Linked DNA regions of Homo sapiens: region 2 is linked to region 1. Evidence: chromatin contacts called from ENCODE Hi-C or POLR2A ChIA-PET data. All regions are on one chromosome and are shown on one strand. Each heading gives the region's core, a stretch centred on a gene start or an enhancer-like site at or near the end of the contact. The rest is flanking DNA. Distances are from core to core; before and after follow the strand shown. Region 1 overlaps ZBTB7C (zinc finger and BTB domain containing 7C). Region 2 holds the start of ZBTB7C (zinc finger and BTB domain containing 7C).

Region 1 (3,978 bases), core at 584-3,083:
CCTCATGCTCGTCTGCTGCAGGTAGCCAACCTGGGCAGGGACCTGGGGTGGAGAAGGAGGCAGAAACTGAAAACTGGATGAAAGACTGAGGATCAAGCTTTAAACTGGGCTAGACTTTCAATACCTAAAAACAAAGCCATTCCTCAATACCTGGGTATGACAAGAAAAGCTAGATTTGATTCAGGAGCTGGAAAGGAGTCCATGGAGTGGTATGGAAAACAGCAAGGTGAGAAAAAGAAAGCTCCTTCATGCTCTCACCCATTGAGCCCAGCTCCCAGCATAAAGCATTGAAATCTACTACTATTACTGCTGCTGCTATTCATTGAGCCCTCACTCGGTGGCAAGCACTGTGGTGACACCCCCACCCCTGCCATGGTCAGCTTTGCTTATCTCTCACTCCCTTAGAATATCAGCTCCTTGAGACAGGAACTGTGTCTCACTCAGCATTACAGCTTCTGCATTGGCACAATGTCCGGCCCACCAGAAATACTCAACAAACATTTGATAAACAAGTGCTCTAAACCACTGTCTTAGTCCGTGTGGGCTGCCATAACAAAAATACCATAGACTGGGTGGCTTCAAAACTAGAAATGTATTGCTCCCAGTTCTGAAGGCTGGGAAGCCCAGGATCAAGCTGCTGGCTGATTTCCGTTACTGCTCATGTCCTCACTTGGCCTTCCTCACTGCATGCACACAAAGAGATGTCTCCAGTCTGTTCCTCTTTTTACAAGAACATTCATGAGCACCCTACCCTAATGACCTCATCTGACTCTATTCACCTCTCAAATGCTCCATCCCCAAATATCATCACATTAGGAATTAGGGTTTCAACATAGGAATTTTGAGGGGACATAAACGTTTAAACATTCAGGCCACGGCACCCATAAATCATCGTCTGGCACTTAGTATTGTTTGCAGCATCTCCCACCCAATTCCCTTCTCTTTTTGACACAATTTAAATCTGGGGGAGATACTAATAAACTTCAAAATGGCTCCCCAAATAGGCGCGATGGTAATTAGAATAAAAGCAGTCCAAAGACTGAACAGACCAAGTATAAATCATCAAAGAAGAAGAGTGTAGAACTGGACCAAAAATGGGGGTAAGAGAATCCTCTCCCCTCATCCCTATGAGGCACAGGCTTAAACTCTAGTAGTCTCAGTCACTTCGGTCCAGAACATTAGCACACTTTTCAACCTTTAAGAAAAAAAAATATAAATAAAGACAGGGTCTTGCTATATTGGCCAGGCTGGTCTCAAATTCCTGGCCTCAAGCAATCCTCCAGCCTAAGCCTCTCAAAGTGCTGGTATTACCAGCATGAGCCACGATGCCCAGCCTTTCAACCTTTTGTTTAAACTTCACCTAGAACAATGAAATGAACAAGCTGGAGATCAGGCCCGCTGTGGCCGTGTTTCTTGGGTGAGGTGCTGGAGCTTGGGCCTGGGCCTGCTATGGCCACCGTGGGAGTCATTAGCACGAATGCGGTGTTTACCTCCCTGGGGAAGGGCAAGCAAGCTGCTGGCGTGGTTCAGCATGCACCTTCCCCTGGGAGCCCGGAGAGCACATTAGCAGAGGCTTGGAGAGGGGACTAGGCAATCAGCAGGTGCGTGTGCACATGCCAGCCTGGAATTTGAAATTAATCACCTGCGGAAGGCACAATGGGCAGATGGGAGGGAGTTGTGGGAAAGGCGTTGAACCAGCAGCCGAAGCAGCTACTAAATTTAGCCTGGTCCCCAAAGCAGGGCTTAATTAAATTAATCCTGCACACCCCCACCCCCACTCCCAGGCCCCGTTCCTAGGTGAGTTTTTTTCTGTTTCTAGCTTGGCTCCCATTATAACACAAGCCTCCAAATGTTGATCCCCTTGACAGGTGCCCCAGGCCAGCTCCTCTGGTGCCAGTGCTGGGAAGGAAGTGCAATTCCCAGCTGTCCCTGCCGCTCCTACAATGCTGGGTGCAGCCCAGAGCGAGGCCATTTGTGAGGATTTGCCAGGCTCTCTAGCAGCTGAGATGGACCTGGCGCTCAGCTGCCCTCCACCCACACGGTAAGGTCCCCACATCAGGGCATGCCTGCTGTTGACCTGCCCCCCACCCCTCCCTTCCTGGTCACTGCTTGTCCCCACACAGAGGGCTTCACCCCTCCCCCAACACCAGCAGGACAGTTATTCCAGCTGATCTCATGCAGCCCCAGGGCTGTGGCAGGGAAGGCTATCTTGGCTCCATGAGTCAGCTAAGTGAGTTATTAGTTCCCAAAATTTTAATCTGTACCTTCCCTGAATCTGCTGCCCTGCCACTTGGCCTCCTCTTTTTCATTTATACAACTTCAGCAACTGAATAGGAATTAGGAACCGTGAGCTCTGATTTCTGCCTACTGCAAGCTGGCTGCAGTACACTGGAGAGAATATTTCCCTGCTTGGGGCATCCTGCTTCTGCTTGAAAAATAGGAGGTGAGAGGGCACACACCAGGCCTGGGCATGAAAGTCAGTGCCACTCAGGAAGCTTTCTGACTGCACTTGCCTGTCTCTTTCCCCTCCACAGGGGAGAAGCCCAGGCCTCAATTTCTGTACACATCAGCATTGCCTGCAAGTAACGTCTTGTTAAACACAGAGCACCCAGCCATGCCCCGGAGTCTTCGGTAGGTCCAGGGTGGGCCTGGGAATATGCATTCTGATGAGTCCCCAGGTAAAGCTGCTGTGGCCCAGGGGCCACATTTCAGAACTGAGGCTCCAGATATCTCTAACACCATTCCGTGGGGCTTGCACAGATGATGTTTCTAGCTTACTCAGCATGATTTTGTGGAGGTGGAGGTAGCAGTCCCTGGTGGCCTCTTCGTGGGGTGCTCCTTCCAGAATGTTTCCTCTGCGTCATGTGAGGAAGGCGGGATCCAGTGGCGTTGGGCGCTAGAAGCCTCTCCCTTCCCCGGCAGACCCAGAACGCCTGGCCTTCTAGGACCCAAGCCCAAGAGGACTCAGGCTAAGATTGTTTTTAGCTGAGGAAGTCAGGCACAATTGACCCACCCGCTGCCACACACAAGCAACTCTTGGTGGTCAAATTCAATTCAACAAAACTTTACAAAGCTCATTTTACTGGCCTGGCTCACTTTGGGGCTGAAATGGTTTCAGAGGCCTAGAGCAGCCTGGAATTCACAAGGAGCTGAAACTCTAGGTGGCAGGCCTGAGCCAACGCAGCTGAAAGAGCCCCTCACTGTCCGCATTGGCTTCTCCTCCTCCCTCAGCCCAGCAGCAGCAGGAGGGGGGCAGTCGCAGGCGAGTGGGGAAGAGATAGGGGTCAGGTGGGGGACCCATCCCAAAGACACAAAGACATATCTTCCAAGTATCTGAACAATCCTAGGACGGAGTTTTGCATTGGCCCAATTAGAGACTGGCTAGGATCCCGGGCTCGGTCATCTCCATAGCATAAATCCCTCCCTTCCACTGGTACCTCACAGTCAGTGTCCAACAGGGGAGCTACCTCCAAGCCAGAGAGTTCCCTCCTGGGGCTGCACCTCCCCCTGAAGATGGCCCGTGGCCTGGGCCTCACCAACCACCTGCCATGCCCATGCGCCTTGGTCTCAGCACCTGCCCAACCTCTCACCACCCCCCACCACCTGCTCAGGCCCCCTGGATGGCTGCCAGGCAGGCCTGGGCTGCTCCCCATGCAGGATGGGGAGGGGGCATCCCATGGAACCCTGTGCCAGGCAGGGTGGCAGCCTCCTCCTCTAGGCTCCCTTTCTGTGCCCTCAGAAATCTGCTCTCAGAAAGGGCTCCTCACTCGGGAGCCTCTAGTGGTCCCCGCTAACCCTCACCACCAAGCCTAAGGCTGAGTCCTAGCATTTCAAGAGGCTCTTCTCTCCTCATCTCCTTTTTTATTTTCCTTTAAGATGTCTCCTTTTGTTTTCCTCTCCCATCTCTATTTGTCTTTTCTGAAGTCTTGGAAACTAATTACATTATTTTTAAAAATTAGGTAATACAGGCACACGATG
Region 2 (3,978 bases), core at 373-2,872, 110 kb after region 1:
GTGGGGGCAGGGAGCGGGAGCCACCGGACCAAGGAGAATGAAGGACTGAGAGTTTCCACCTCTCACGCAGTTTTGTACCTAGTTTCAACACCCGGGTATCTGGCCCGCTCTGGGAATAATGATTTCTTTCAGCCCAGGACGACCTACCGAGGTGTTTCTACCTCGCTGCCCTGGATTCCTCAACCCCGCCAATGAAGAACAGGGCCAAGCCACCGGACTTCTCGGAGCCTCTCTCCCAGGTCTGGGCACAGTATATCTTCTTTTAAGGGGTCTTCCCTTCCCACTCCCACTCCTCTTTCTGTCCTAGAAGCACCAGAAACTCCGGCTCTAGCCTTGCGCATGGTCCAGCGAGACTTCCCATACAGGCAGCGCACGCCACCCACCCCCAGCTCCCCTCGGCCTTGCGCCCGCGCCGCGGAAGGTTGGGTACCAGCCTCCACAGCTTTGCAGATTGCAAAGATAACGGGAGCTGCCGCTTCGCTTTTCTTTGGCTCCTCCTGGCCTTCATCCTAGTAAAACCAGACAAGCAACCGGAAAAACAAAGCAGCACAGCGGCCAGAGACAATTCGCTTTCAACGGAGCAAGAGACGTACACACCTTGAGAGAAGACGCACGCAGTTCCCGTGCGTGTCGCTGGGAACAGACCTCGCACTACCCCGCGCGGCGACAGGCACCGGGCCAGGCTCGGCTTCACTTGTCCGAGGCTTGGAGGAACTGTGTGCGTGCGCCCATTTCCCCCAGCTTCCCGACTTGACAGCAGCAAGGATCTTTGAGTCCTGCATGAGCGACACCTCGGGCAAGGACTGTACTCTGCTCAGATCTCATCGAGAGGTGCTGGATCCCAGCCTTTCCAGCTCATTTTCCAATTTTCAAGAAAAGACAGCGCGAAGTGAGACTGCAAAAGTCCCAGGAAAACGTCACTCACCAAAACGCTCCCGCGCCTTCCAGGCAGAAGTGCGGTAAAACTTTTGGCAGAAACCACCTGTGGCTGCCGACGGGCCCGCCCCGCTCGGGCCCGCAGGCGCCGCCGAGCCCCGGGCCGCACGCGCCCGCAGAAGTTCCTTTCCAGCCCCGCGCGCCACTTCGCTCCGGGCCGCGGTGCCAGCCAGGAGGCGCGGCGCCCGCTCGCTGGCTCGCTCTCCGCTGGCTCTCCCCTCCCTCCTTCCCTCCCTCCCTCCTCCCGCCTCCTCCGTTGCATGGCTGCCGCACGGAGCCCCTGAATAGCCACCGCAGCCCCCCGCCTCCTGCCCACCGCGCGGAGGGCGCCCCTGCTCCAGCCGGCGCCCCAAGGCGCGCGGACCGCCGGCCTCCTAGCAACGGCCCCCGCAATCGCTTTCCGGCGCAGCCCAAGCAAAGCCACCCGCCCGCCGCCCCGCGACCTCCCGAACTGCCTCGGCTGCCGAGGTGCTGTGGAGATCGCGACCCCGGCAGCCGGCGCCCGAGCCCGGCGCGCGAAGCCGCTCACCTCCGCGCGCCGCCGGCCCTGCGCGCCTCCCGCACTTGGCTCCGGGACGCAGTCCTGGCGTCCTCCTTCGCCGCCGGTGTCCGCCGGTCCCTGCGCGCCCGAGCCTCGCCGGCCGCGCCGCTGTCAGAGTCTCGTGGCGGGGCTGCGCCGGCGGGTATGGAGCTGAGCGGCGGCAGCGGGCGAGCGGGCAGCTCCTCCCTCCCCGCGCCGCGCCTCCGCCCTCCCCGCGCCCCGCCTCCCGCGCCGCGGCTGTCAGCCCCGCGCCCCGCGCCCCGCGCCCGCGCCGCCGGCTCGGGGGGCGCACAGGGCTAAAGGGCCCGGATGTGTGCGGTCGCCTGTCGCTCGCGCCCGCCCCCTCCCCGCCGCGCGGCACATGCACTTGCTGCGCCGCAGCCCCCGCCCGGCTCCGCTAATTTCTATTTTGACAGTAACTGTGGCGAGTGGGCGGCGCGGCGGGGGGCGCCCGGGACTGGCGGAGGCTGCGGGCGGGAGTCAGGACCCGACGCGGAGGCGGAGTGGGGGGGCCGGGCACCGCCACCAACCGCTCGGGGCTCCGCGTCTTTTCTCTTTCTTTCCTTTTTTCTCTCTGCCTCCTCCAGGATTTAAAGGGACAGCCCCGGCAGAGGCGAGGGGGCCAGGCGGCCGCCGTTTCTCCGGTCTCCTGACGCCCTCTGCGGCCCGGCCGGACCCGCCCGCACCCCCAGCGCAGGCTTGGGACCGCCGGGTATTTTTAGGTCCACACCCGACCCGGGGCAGCGGTGCGGCAGAGATGGGCTCTGCCGACCCGGGGCAGCGGTGCGGCAGAGATGGGCTCTGCCGCCCCGGCGCACGGCTATTTTTACAGAGTCCGATGGGGGAGGAAATAAAACAACTCGGCAACTGCTTTTCTACCCGAAAGTCGGGAGCAAGGAGTGGGGGCGAGAAGTTAAGTTTCCCAAATGCTCTCGGCACTCCAGCGAGCGCACCAAGACGCCTAGCCAGCACCTGAAACCGCAAGCTTGCCGCACCCCGGGGCGCCGAATCTCAGCGGGCAATCGCGCTCGGCGGCGCTGCGGCCCGGAGTCCCCACCCCTCTGGAGCCTTGGGCCCCGCACTCCGCACCCCACACGCCGGGGAGCAGCCGCTGGCCGCCCGTCACTCCCCGGGTCGGCCTGGAAGGCGGCCTTCCGAAGCGTCCAATCACCGCGCAACAATGCCAACGGGCGGGCCCGGGGAGGGCTTGTCCCCGCCCCGTCCCGCCGGGCCCCGCCCCCTCGGAGTCTGTCGGGGCAGGAGAATCTCGCTGGGACGCCGAGTGCTCAGCGGTGCTGGAAGCCACGAAGGGCCAGTGCGAGGGGAGGAGGAAGGGTCCTGGCCCTGGAGAGGGCGTGAGCGTTCTCGGGCGAGGCGACACTTGGGCAGATGTTCCCTCCAGCTACGGGCCGGGGAAACTCGAGCTGGCTTTGCCTCCTACCTTTTTGCAGTCCACCCCTCTGCGCTCCAGACAGACATAGGAACCCTCGCCCTCCTTGGTAGTACATCGGAGGCAGCACCCTCGCACGTCAGCGGGTCCTCTCCGGGGCTCCTCCCTCAGAAGCGGGAAAGTTTGTCGTCCTCAAACTCCTACCCGGCTGCGCTTATCTGAGGCGCACCTGGCGCCCAGGAGAGGCGAGATGGCGAATCCCGGCCGCCTAGTGCCCATTCTGGCTACGGATTAATAAAAGGGCAGTGGGGCTGCTGCTGTGTCCTTTAATGCTGAAGACACTGGATGACATTTTTTACAGAATTCACAAAAATAAGTTTGTGAACCTTTGGTGCCTCTTCCTAATATCACTTATTGGGATTTTTTTTTAAACCATTTCATTCATTCGTGTAATAAACGCACATTGCAAGATAGTACGTTGGGAGTAGTGAAAACAAGGGAAAACGGGCTCTGGAATAGGATGTAAGAGTGGAAAACTAGATATGAATAGAGGGATCTGAAACGTAGGGTTTGGGTACAATTATGTCACGTTTAATTTGCCAAAGAGATCTGGTTTTTCCTACTAAGTAAATTTCACCAAATGAACAGTTTGGACAGCCATCTTATCCAAACTATTCAAATGCACATGTAAATCTAGGATAGTCTATCGTGGAACCTAAGGTATGTTCAGGCTCAGGATGTCAGATTTCCAAGTTGCTAAAGCTTCCAGAATGGCAAAATAATATATCTCGCTTTCAGCAGCTGTGGCAGCCACTGCCCTCTCATATTAGGTTTGTCTCTCTGTTAAATTAAGTTGCCTGTCTTGCTTCCCTTCATTAAAGGGTTTTCAGTTACTTGGAATGCTGCTGACCCAGCTGATATGGCCCCGCTTCTAAGCCATAAGTCTGGCTGCGCCTCATGCCAAGCATGCGGATGCATTTAGAGAGCACCTAGAGGATCCCAGCCCTGCAAATGCCCAGACACCTGCAGGAAATAGAAATGTAGTTCTGGGGGTGAGGGCAGCTACAGCCATAAAAAGGGCATTTAGGTTGAGAAAAGAGGGATGTGGGCA

What was found. Hi-C counts contacts between places; a loop is a spot of excess contacts on that map. ChIA-PET counts read pairs that join two places held with the same protein, here RNA polymerase II (POLR2A). Pooled maps may share reads with other maps.
Region 2: a loop to region 1 is called in a map of psoas muscle, with 2.6 times the contacts of the local background. The contact joins the promoter of ZBTB7C here to the enhancer-like site in region 1. A Hi-C loop is called at or near these places in 3 of 168 maps with a recorded cell type or tissue (dorsolateral prefrontal cortex, gastrocnemius medialis and psoas muscle) and 7 of 50 pooled maps. POLR2A ChIA-PET finds 5 or more read pairs at or near these places in 3 of 52 experiments (H1, HEK293 and IMR-90).

Annotation. Positions count from the first base shown.
Region 1 is chr18:48,292,583-48,296,560 of GRCh38, forward strand. All of the region lies in intron 2 of ZBTB7C (zinc finger and BTB domain containing 7C), which reads right to left. Among named protein-coding and RNA genes, the nearest start is that of ZBTB7C-AS2, 42 kb to the left of the region's middle. RefSeq lists enhancers at 960-1,743, 1,996-2,290, 3,310-3,978. Within about 2 kb of position 1,834, at least 7 of the 41 ENCODE cell types and tissues checked have a DNase peak (open chromatin) inside an H3K27ac peak, as active enhancers do; they include gastrocnemius medialis and psoas muscle, where a contact is called at or near this core.
Region 2 is chr18:48,407,761-48,411,738 of GRCh38, forward strand. ZBTB7C (zinc finger and BTB domain containing 7C) reads right to left here and starts at 1,623. Exons shown (of 5, transcript NM_001318841.2): 1 at 1,466-1,623. RefSeq lists enhancers at 1-523, 524-1,141 and a silencer at 2,412-2,791.